2 separate regions of the Homo sapiens genome follow, and region 2 is linked to region 1. Evidence: read pairs that join two places in POLR2A ChIA-PET (ENCODE). Cell type or tissue: GM12878. All regions are shown on one strand.

Evidence for each region. Peaks named below come from ENCODE experiments on the same cell type or tissue, not always from the same donor. Only the 100,000 strongest peaks of a DNase experiment are listed, where the experiment ranks them.
Region 2: POLR2A ChIA-PET joins it to region 1 with 7 read pairs; 1 of 35 experiments calls an interaction of 5 or more read pairs at or near these places.

The regions. Positions count from the first base shown.
Region 1 is chr1:45,051,325-45,055,324 of GRCh38, reverse strand. The region is part of intron 4 of ZSWIM5 (zinc finger SWIM-type containing 5); the gene reads left to right. Among named protein-coding and RNA genes, the nearest start is that of UROD, 41 kb to the right of the region's middle. In GM12878, no CTCF peak of the experiment used is centred here; a DNase peak (open chromatin) is centred at 2,034; H3K4me3 peaks cover 687 bases; H3K27ac peaks cover 2,635 bases.
Region 2 is chr1:44,682,349-44,686,348 of GRCh38, reverse strand. The region is part of intron 1 of ARMH1 (armadillo like helical domain containing 1); the gene reads right to left. Among named protein-coding and RNA genes, the nearest start is that of ARMH1, 9.6 kb to the right of the region's middle. In GM12878, no CTCF peak of the experiment used is centred here; a DNase peak (open chromatin) is centred at 1,698; H3K27ac peaks cover 1,939 bases.

The sequences.
Region 1 (4,000 bases):
GTGAAACCCTGTCTCTACTAAAAATACAAAAAACTGGCCGGGCACAGTGGCTCACACCTGTAATCCCAGCACTTTGGGAGGCCAAGGCAGGCGGATCACGAGGTCAGGAGATTGAGACCATCCTGGCTGACACGGTGAAACCCCATCTCTACTAAAAATACAAAAAATTAGCCAGGCATGGTGGTGGGCGCCTGTAGTCCCAGCTACTCGGGAGGCTGAGGCAGGAGAATGGCATGAACCCGGGAGGCGAGCTTGCAGTGAGCCAAGACCGTGCCACTGCACTCCAGCCTAGGCGACACAATGAGACTCCATCTTAAAAAAAATACAAAAAATTAACCGGGCATGGTGGCAGGTGCCTGTAATGCCAGTTACTTAGGAGGCTGAGGCAGGAGAATCGCTTGAACCTGGGAGGCAGACATTGCAGTGAGCTGAGATCATGCCACTGCACTCCAGCCTCGGTGACAGAGCGAGACTCCATCATTGCTCAAGAAGAAAATTTAAGGGTTATCCTTGATTCCCTATTTTCTTTTACATCCAAACCAAGACCTGTTGATCCTCAGAGTTAGAGGACTGAATGAGATAAAGTGCTTAACACCTTAATTCCTAGCTGATGAAAAGAAATCAGTGATAGCTATTATTTTATTATATTTAATATTTAATAATTACGTAAAATTTTAATTTCCATAGTAGCTACCTTTGCTTTGAGTTTTTGATACTTTTAAAATTTTTTGTTGTTGTTTTTTGAGAAAGTGTCTCACTCTGTTGCCCAGTCTGGAGTGCAGTGGTGCGATCTCAGCTCACTGCAACCTCTGCCTCCTGGGTTCACTCAATTCTTCTGCCTCAGCCTCCCAAGTAGCTGAGACTACAGGCGCGCACCACCACGCCCGGCTAATTTTTCTACTTTTGTAGAGACAGGGTTTCACCATGTTGGCCAGGCTGGTCTCAAACTCCTGACCTCAAGTGATCCACCTGCCTCGGCCTCCCAAAGTGCTGGGACCATAGACATGAGCCACCACGCCCAGGCCAAATTTATTTTTATTGATTTACTTTGAGACAGGATCTCACTGTCCCCTAGGCTGGAATACAGTGGTGTGATCATAACTCACTGCAACTCAAACTCCTGGGATCAAGAAATACTTCCACCTCAGCCTCCCAAGTAGCTGGGATTACAGGCAGAGGCTATCACACTCAGCCAATTCTAATTTTTTGTAGAGGTAGGGTCTCACTATGTTGCCCAGGCTGATCTCAAACTCCTGGCTTTGTGATCCTCCACCTCAGCCTCCCCAAGCACTGGTATTACAAGCATGAGACACTGTACCAAGCCAACACTTTTTTTTAAGTTGTAGGAAAATATGCTTCTGGATACTGATAACAGTCTTGTGAGTGATGTTTTATACAGGCAACTAGTAGGATTTTTTGCTTTGTCTCTTTCTCAGGGTTGTAATTGTATTGAAACAAATTTATAAGGATGTAATTAATAAGACAGAAAACTCATTTGTAACTTATAGGTGAAAGTACTTGTGCTCACTTTCTAGGGATCCTTTTTTTTTTTTTTTTTTTTTGAAACAGAGTCTCGCTCTGTCGCCCAGGCTGGAGTGCAGTAGTTCAATCTTGGCTCACTGCAACCTTTGCCTCCTGGACTCAAGAGATTCTCTTGCCTTGGCCACCTGAGTAACTGGGATTATAGGCACACACTATGATGCCTGGCTAATTTTTTGTATTTTTAGTAGAGATGGGGTTTCACCATGTTGGCCAGGCTGGTCTCGAACTCCTGACCTCAAGCAATCCACCTGCCTCCGCCTCCCAAAGCACTGGGATTACAGGAATGAGCCACCGCACCCGGCCAGGATCCCCTTCTTAATATCAAAATGCCTAGGAAATTGGAACTCCTCCAGGACTAGAATTAGCACCCTGTTTCTTTACCTCTTAAGCCTCTCATCTCACCTAATCTGTTTTCCATTCCTATTATCCTATTGATTTTGCCATTCCTAAGGTCACCAGAGTTCTTCTGAAGTTGCCAGATTTAGTAGCTTCTTTTTTTGGTCCTCTTTTTTACCTGTGAAGATTAAATATGAAAATCTGTTTCTACACTATAGATGAAAAGCCCTTCTTAAACTGTAAAATAAATGTTACTATAATCCCCTAAAGAGTCACTGTTGTAAGTATCAGTTCCTTTTTTCTTTTTTTTTTTTTTTTTGTTTGAGACGGAGTTTCACTCTTGTTGCTCAGGCTTGAGTGCAATGGCGGGATCTCAGCTCACTGCAACCTCCGCCTCCCAGATTCAACCGATTCTCCTACCACAGCCTCCCAAGTAGCTGGGATTACAGGCATGCACCAACACACCTGGCTAATTTTTTGTATTTTTAGTAGAGACGGGGTTTCTCCATGGCAGTCAGGCTGGTCTTGAACTCCCGACCTCAGGTGATCCGCCCACCTCAGCCTCCCACAGGGCTAGGATTACAGGAGTGAGCCACTGCACCCAACACATAATATAGTTTCTTTTTCATGGTACATTTAAAAAATTGAATTGAAAAAATAGAAATGAGGGTTTTTTCTTTTTTTTTTTTCCCATCACCCATGCTGGAGTGCAGTGGTGTGATCTCGGCTCACTGTAACTTCCACCTCCTGGGCTCAAACAATCCTCCCACCTCAGCCTCCTGAGTAGCTGGGACCAGCTGGGTGCATACCACCATGCCCAGCTAATTTTTTGTATTTTTGGGAGAGACAGGGTTTCACCATGTTGCCCAGGCTGGTCTCAAACTCCTGAGCTCAAGTGATCTGCCCTCCTTGGCCTGCCAAAGTGCTGGGATTATAAGTGTGAGCCACAGCACCCAGCCAGAAATTAATTTTCATCTTCAATTAATATCTGAAATTGAGGCTAAGATGGCTTTTCAAAACATTCCTATTTGGCTTTGAGAGGCTTTGAAATAGTGTCCAAATGTACTTCTATCCATGGATGTAACTACATCCTAAAGGATGTTTATATTAAGACATACTGCAGCCAGCCATGGTGGCTCACGCCTGTAATCCCAGCACTTTGGGAGGCCAAGGCGAGTGGATCACCTGAGGTCAGGAGTTCTAAACAAACCTAGCCGACATGGTGAAACCTCATCTCTACTAAAAATACAAAAATTAGCCGGGCATGGTGGCGGATGCCTGTAATCCCAGCTACTAGGGTTGGGGGTGGGGTGCGAGGGGGGGCGCTGAGGCTGGAGAATTGCTTGAACTCAGGAGGTGGAGGTTGCAGCAGTGAGCCAAGATCGCCCCATCTCACTCCAGCTTGGGGGGCAAGAGCGAGACTTTGTCTCAAAAAAAAAAAAAAATCCCAAGAAAGTAATGGTTTTAAGGCATCACAAGTTATCAGCAGTTTGAAAATCCAAGTCCAAATAAATTATTTTTCTTGGATAAGCAAATACCAAGATTCTACTATGTGCTAGGTAATATGCTAGACCCTTTACAAAGGTTATCTCATTAAATTCTCACAATATCCCTACAAAGTAGGTATTTTTATGATCTCAGTTTTACAATTGAATGATTTGATGAAGCTCAGGAAGTTCAGCTAAGCAAAAAAATAAAACCTTTTCTGACTTCCTCGCTTCCAACCATGTCCTTGTGTTAAATGCCCTTCCTCTATGCTGCTTTCATACCCTGAACATATCTTTATCTTAATACTTATCATATTCAAATGGAATTATGTTTATTTATCTGTCTCCCTCACTAGACAGTTCCTCAAGGGTAGGAACAGTGTCTGCTTTATTCACCAGCACAGAGCCTTAACATAGGAGGCTCTTAATAAATATTTATTACACTGCAGATTTGAGCTCAGAGTTCAAGCCTAAATCTGTCTTTATATCACAGGCACACAGATTGAAATAAGATAGTCACTCTACTTTAAGGAAGTGTTGGGAAGGAAAAACAAGCCAGTTCTGAAAATCTTAGCAAGTTTTTTATATTAAGAAAAGATAATGCTTTGGAAACTTTCTCTACCATCTAAAAATGA
Region 2 (4,000 bases), 370 kb after region 1:
TACTATTACATTTTTTTCTTACAGTTTGGTTTTACCTGGAGTTAATAATTGTCATTTTTTTCCTATTGTTTGGTTTGAAGTACCAAGGGCTATTTCATTCCAAATGTCCCAAATATGTAGTGATTATTTTTCCAAATGTTCAATCTGTAACTGATTAATTCCATCTTTTCCCTGGAAACCTCTGTCCCACAGATCTCTTTCTACTATAGTTTAGACTGGTTGCTCACTAAGGCCAGTATGCAAATGTTGTCCTGGGATTTCCTCTTGCCGAGTTTTTCTGACGGATGCCCATTTCCTGTCTCTCACATCTTCTTCCTTCTTTGTGTACTCCCTTGTTTTGTCCTGGAAAGTCTAAAAATATTGTTTTTGACCACATGTTGGATTGGCTGGGTATATAACTCCGCGTTAGAAATAAGCTATCTGGGCCGGGCGCGGTGGCTCACGCCTGTAATCCTAGCACTTTGGGAGGCCGAGGCAGGCAGATCACGAGGTCAAGAGATCAAGACCATCCTGGCCAACATGGTGAAACCCCGTCTCTACTAAAAATACAAAAATTAGCTGGGCGTGGTGGCGCGTGCCTGTAGTCCCAGCTACTCAGGAGGCTGAGGCAGGAGAATCACTTGAACCCAGGATGTGGAGGTTGCAGTGAGCCGAGATTGTGCCACTGCACTCCAGCCTGGTGACAGAGTGAGACTCTGTCTCAAAAAAAAAAAAGAAAAAAAAAGAAATAAGCTATCTGGCCAGGTATGGTGGCTCATGCCTATAATCCCAGTATGTTGGGAGGCTGAGGCAGGAGGATCACTTGAGCCCAGGAGTTTGAGACCAGCCTGGGCAACACAGTGAGACCTCCATCCCCTCACCCCCAAATTAGCCAGGTATAGTGACACACACTTGTAGTTTCAGCTACTTGGGAGGCTAAGGTGGCTGAGGTGGGAAGATCGAATGAGACCAGGTCGGGGCTGCAGTGATCTATGATCCCGCCACTGCACTCCAGCCTGGGCAACACAGCAAGACCCTGTCTCGAAAAAAAAAAAAAGCTTCCCTCAGATTCACCCTCCCCAGTTGCTGTTACTGATGAGAAATCTGAAGTCATTCTGATTCCTGTGCCTTTGTCTATTTTTTTCACTCCTGATGATTTTGAAACCTTTCTGAAGTTGTATAATGATATGCTTTGGTGAAGGTCTTTTTTAATTTACTATAGTAGGCCCTTGGTGGGCTCTTTAAATCACTGTATCCTTCAGTGTTTGGATATTTATTAGGCAACTAGTCTTCTCACTGGGGAATTCATAAATGTCAGTCAGTGGAAGCTTGTTTGTTTTTTTTTAACACCCTCATAGAGATATCAGGGTCTCTGGAGAAGACTTTCCTACTTTCCCAGGGAGGGTGAGAGAGCAGGGGTGCTATTACAGACACCTCGCCATGGCATGTTGGGAGTCAGGTGGGGGAAGGGCTCACACAATGCTGTGTGTAGACCTTCCCTCTACTCATCAGTTTTCAACTCTATGTCTCATTCCTGCCCTTCAAGCCCTGCCTGAGGTCCCTGTGCAAGGAGGCCTACAGAGTCCAACTTCCTTCCTCTTCATGCAGCAAGAAAGTTTAGAGTCATTTCTTTCTTGGCGGTTGAGGGTCTGGAGTGCAGGCAAGTGCTCTGCACACAGAGGTCAGTGAATCCCCCTAGGTTGGGCTCCATACCTCATTTCTGACCTTCAGTGGTAATTTGTGCTTTCAAGCATTAAGCCTCTTAGAGGTCAAACTGGCTGAATTGACTGGTTTCTTGTTGGTAAGCTCCCCTTGTTGGCAGTTGCTTGCAATTTCCTCTGCTTCAAGCCGGTTAGCCTCCCTGCACCTGCCTTCTGCCTTCCAAATATTTGTTGAATTCTTTCATCTCCTGTTGCCTCCTTCCATGAACTTTTGTGACTGAATGCTTTTTTATATTTCTTCAGCGGGGTTATGTCACTAAGGTTTTTCAGAAGTAGGGGGAGATAAAAGACATTAAGTATATTTAATTAAGAGCCTCCAGTCATGTATTATTTATCTCAACCTTTCTTTAATAGTAAGCTTGATGAGGGTAAAAAAAGACCCATTAACTACCATTTTTAAAAATAATTAATAAGATGAAAACAGTGGAAAAAAGACCAAAATGTGTCAATTTCAAGAGTCAGTTGCTGGGATAAATTGTATCTAAGCTTGTTGACCGCTAAGGAAAAAGTGATGTTAGCTGTGTTTCCTGGTGAAGGCAGAAGGAATGAAGGCAGGGAGAAGAAACTGACATTTTTTGAGTGTTGATTAAGAGCTATCCACACACCATACGCACACACACTCACACACTCTCTCTCTCTCTCTGTGGTTGTTTTTGTTTATAGAGATGGGGTCTCTCTGTGTTGCCTAGGCTGATCTCAAACTCCTGGCCTCAAGCTATCTTCCCACCTTGGCCTCCCAAAGTGCTGGAATTACAGGTGTGAGCCACCGCACCCTGCCTAAATTCTTTGTTTTAATCCTCTTAAGATCCTCAGGAGGTCATCATTATCCACAACTTTCAGATGAAGAAACTAAGGTTTAGAAGGGTTTGCTCATTTATTGAAGGTCTCAAATAGGGATGGGAATGGGATTTGAACTTAGATCTGCATATAACTCCAAAGTCCAGGTTTTTCCCCACTAAGCCAAGGGCATGGATCCTGTTCTCCTCTGTGCTCCAAGGTGTCACCAATAATCTCCTGTTGTCAGATTTAGTGGTTTAGCTCACCGTCCCAGCGTGCTTGGTCTCTCTGATGGATTGTGAATGACTCTTTTCCTAACCCCAGAATCCCCTGGTTCTACTCCAGACTCTCTGAATCCTCAGTTGCCATTGCAGGATAGTGCCTTTGCAGGTCGTTTTCCCGTTCTTAGTTCTCTTCTCATGCTTTGTAATCCCTGGGTGACCTCATTCACCCCATCACTTCAAATTACATTTATAGGCGCACGACTCTCAAATCCGTCTCCTCAGTCTGGGCCTCCCACCTGAGCTCCAGATCTCTTTATGTACTTAAGTGACCGGCAGACTCTTCACTGGTATGTGTCACAGGCTCCTCAAGTCAACAGGTCCCAAACTGAACTCATCAACTCACACCTGCCCCTTGCCCTGTGTTGGTCCTATTTCAGTGCTTGGGTCACCACCCTCCTAGTCAGCCAAAAGTTGTCTTTGACTTATTCCTCTCCCTTGCCCTCATCTGAACTGTTGCCAGCTCCTGCCAATTACATGTCCTAAATTTCCCTGAGATCAGTCTGTCTGTCTTCACCTCCACTGCCGCTATTTCAGTTTCACACCCTTGTTCCGCATATGGATTACTGCAACAGCCTCCACTGGTCTTCGGGCTTGCCCCAGCCTAAACTCCACAGTGATGTGAGATTTTTTATTTTTATTTTTATTTTTGAGACAGGGCCTTGCTCTGTCACCCAGGCTGGAGTGCAGTGGCACAATCATAACTTACCGCAGCCTCAATCGCCTGGGCTCGAGTGATCCTCCCACCTCAGCCTCCTGAGTAGCTGGGACTACAGGTGCATGCCACCATGCCCACCTAATTTTTATTTTTATATTTGTTTATTTTTTGTAGAGGTGGGGTCTTGCTTCGTTGCCCAGGCTGGTGTCAAACTCCTGGGCTCAAGCAATCCTCCTGCCTCGGCCTCCCAAAGTACTGGGATTACAGGTGTGAGCCACCAGGCCAGGCTTTGATGTGAGATTTTTAAAAGTACAAATCTGACAGATTTCACTGCTTCAAACTCTTCAGTGGTTCCTTACTACCTGAGGATAAAGCTTCAAACATTTCAGGCCAAAGAATTTCCATCTAAATTCGGCCCCAGGTGAAACCTGACACCCCACCCCACCCCTTGCCTCAACCCATGCTGCTGCTGCTTCTAAATCAGGAAGGGGGCTGCCCACTATCCTACACCTCAAACACCATTCTCTAAATCCCTACTACTGTTCCTGAACCCTTCCTCCTCCTCTGAGGTCAGGCCATCTGTC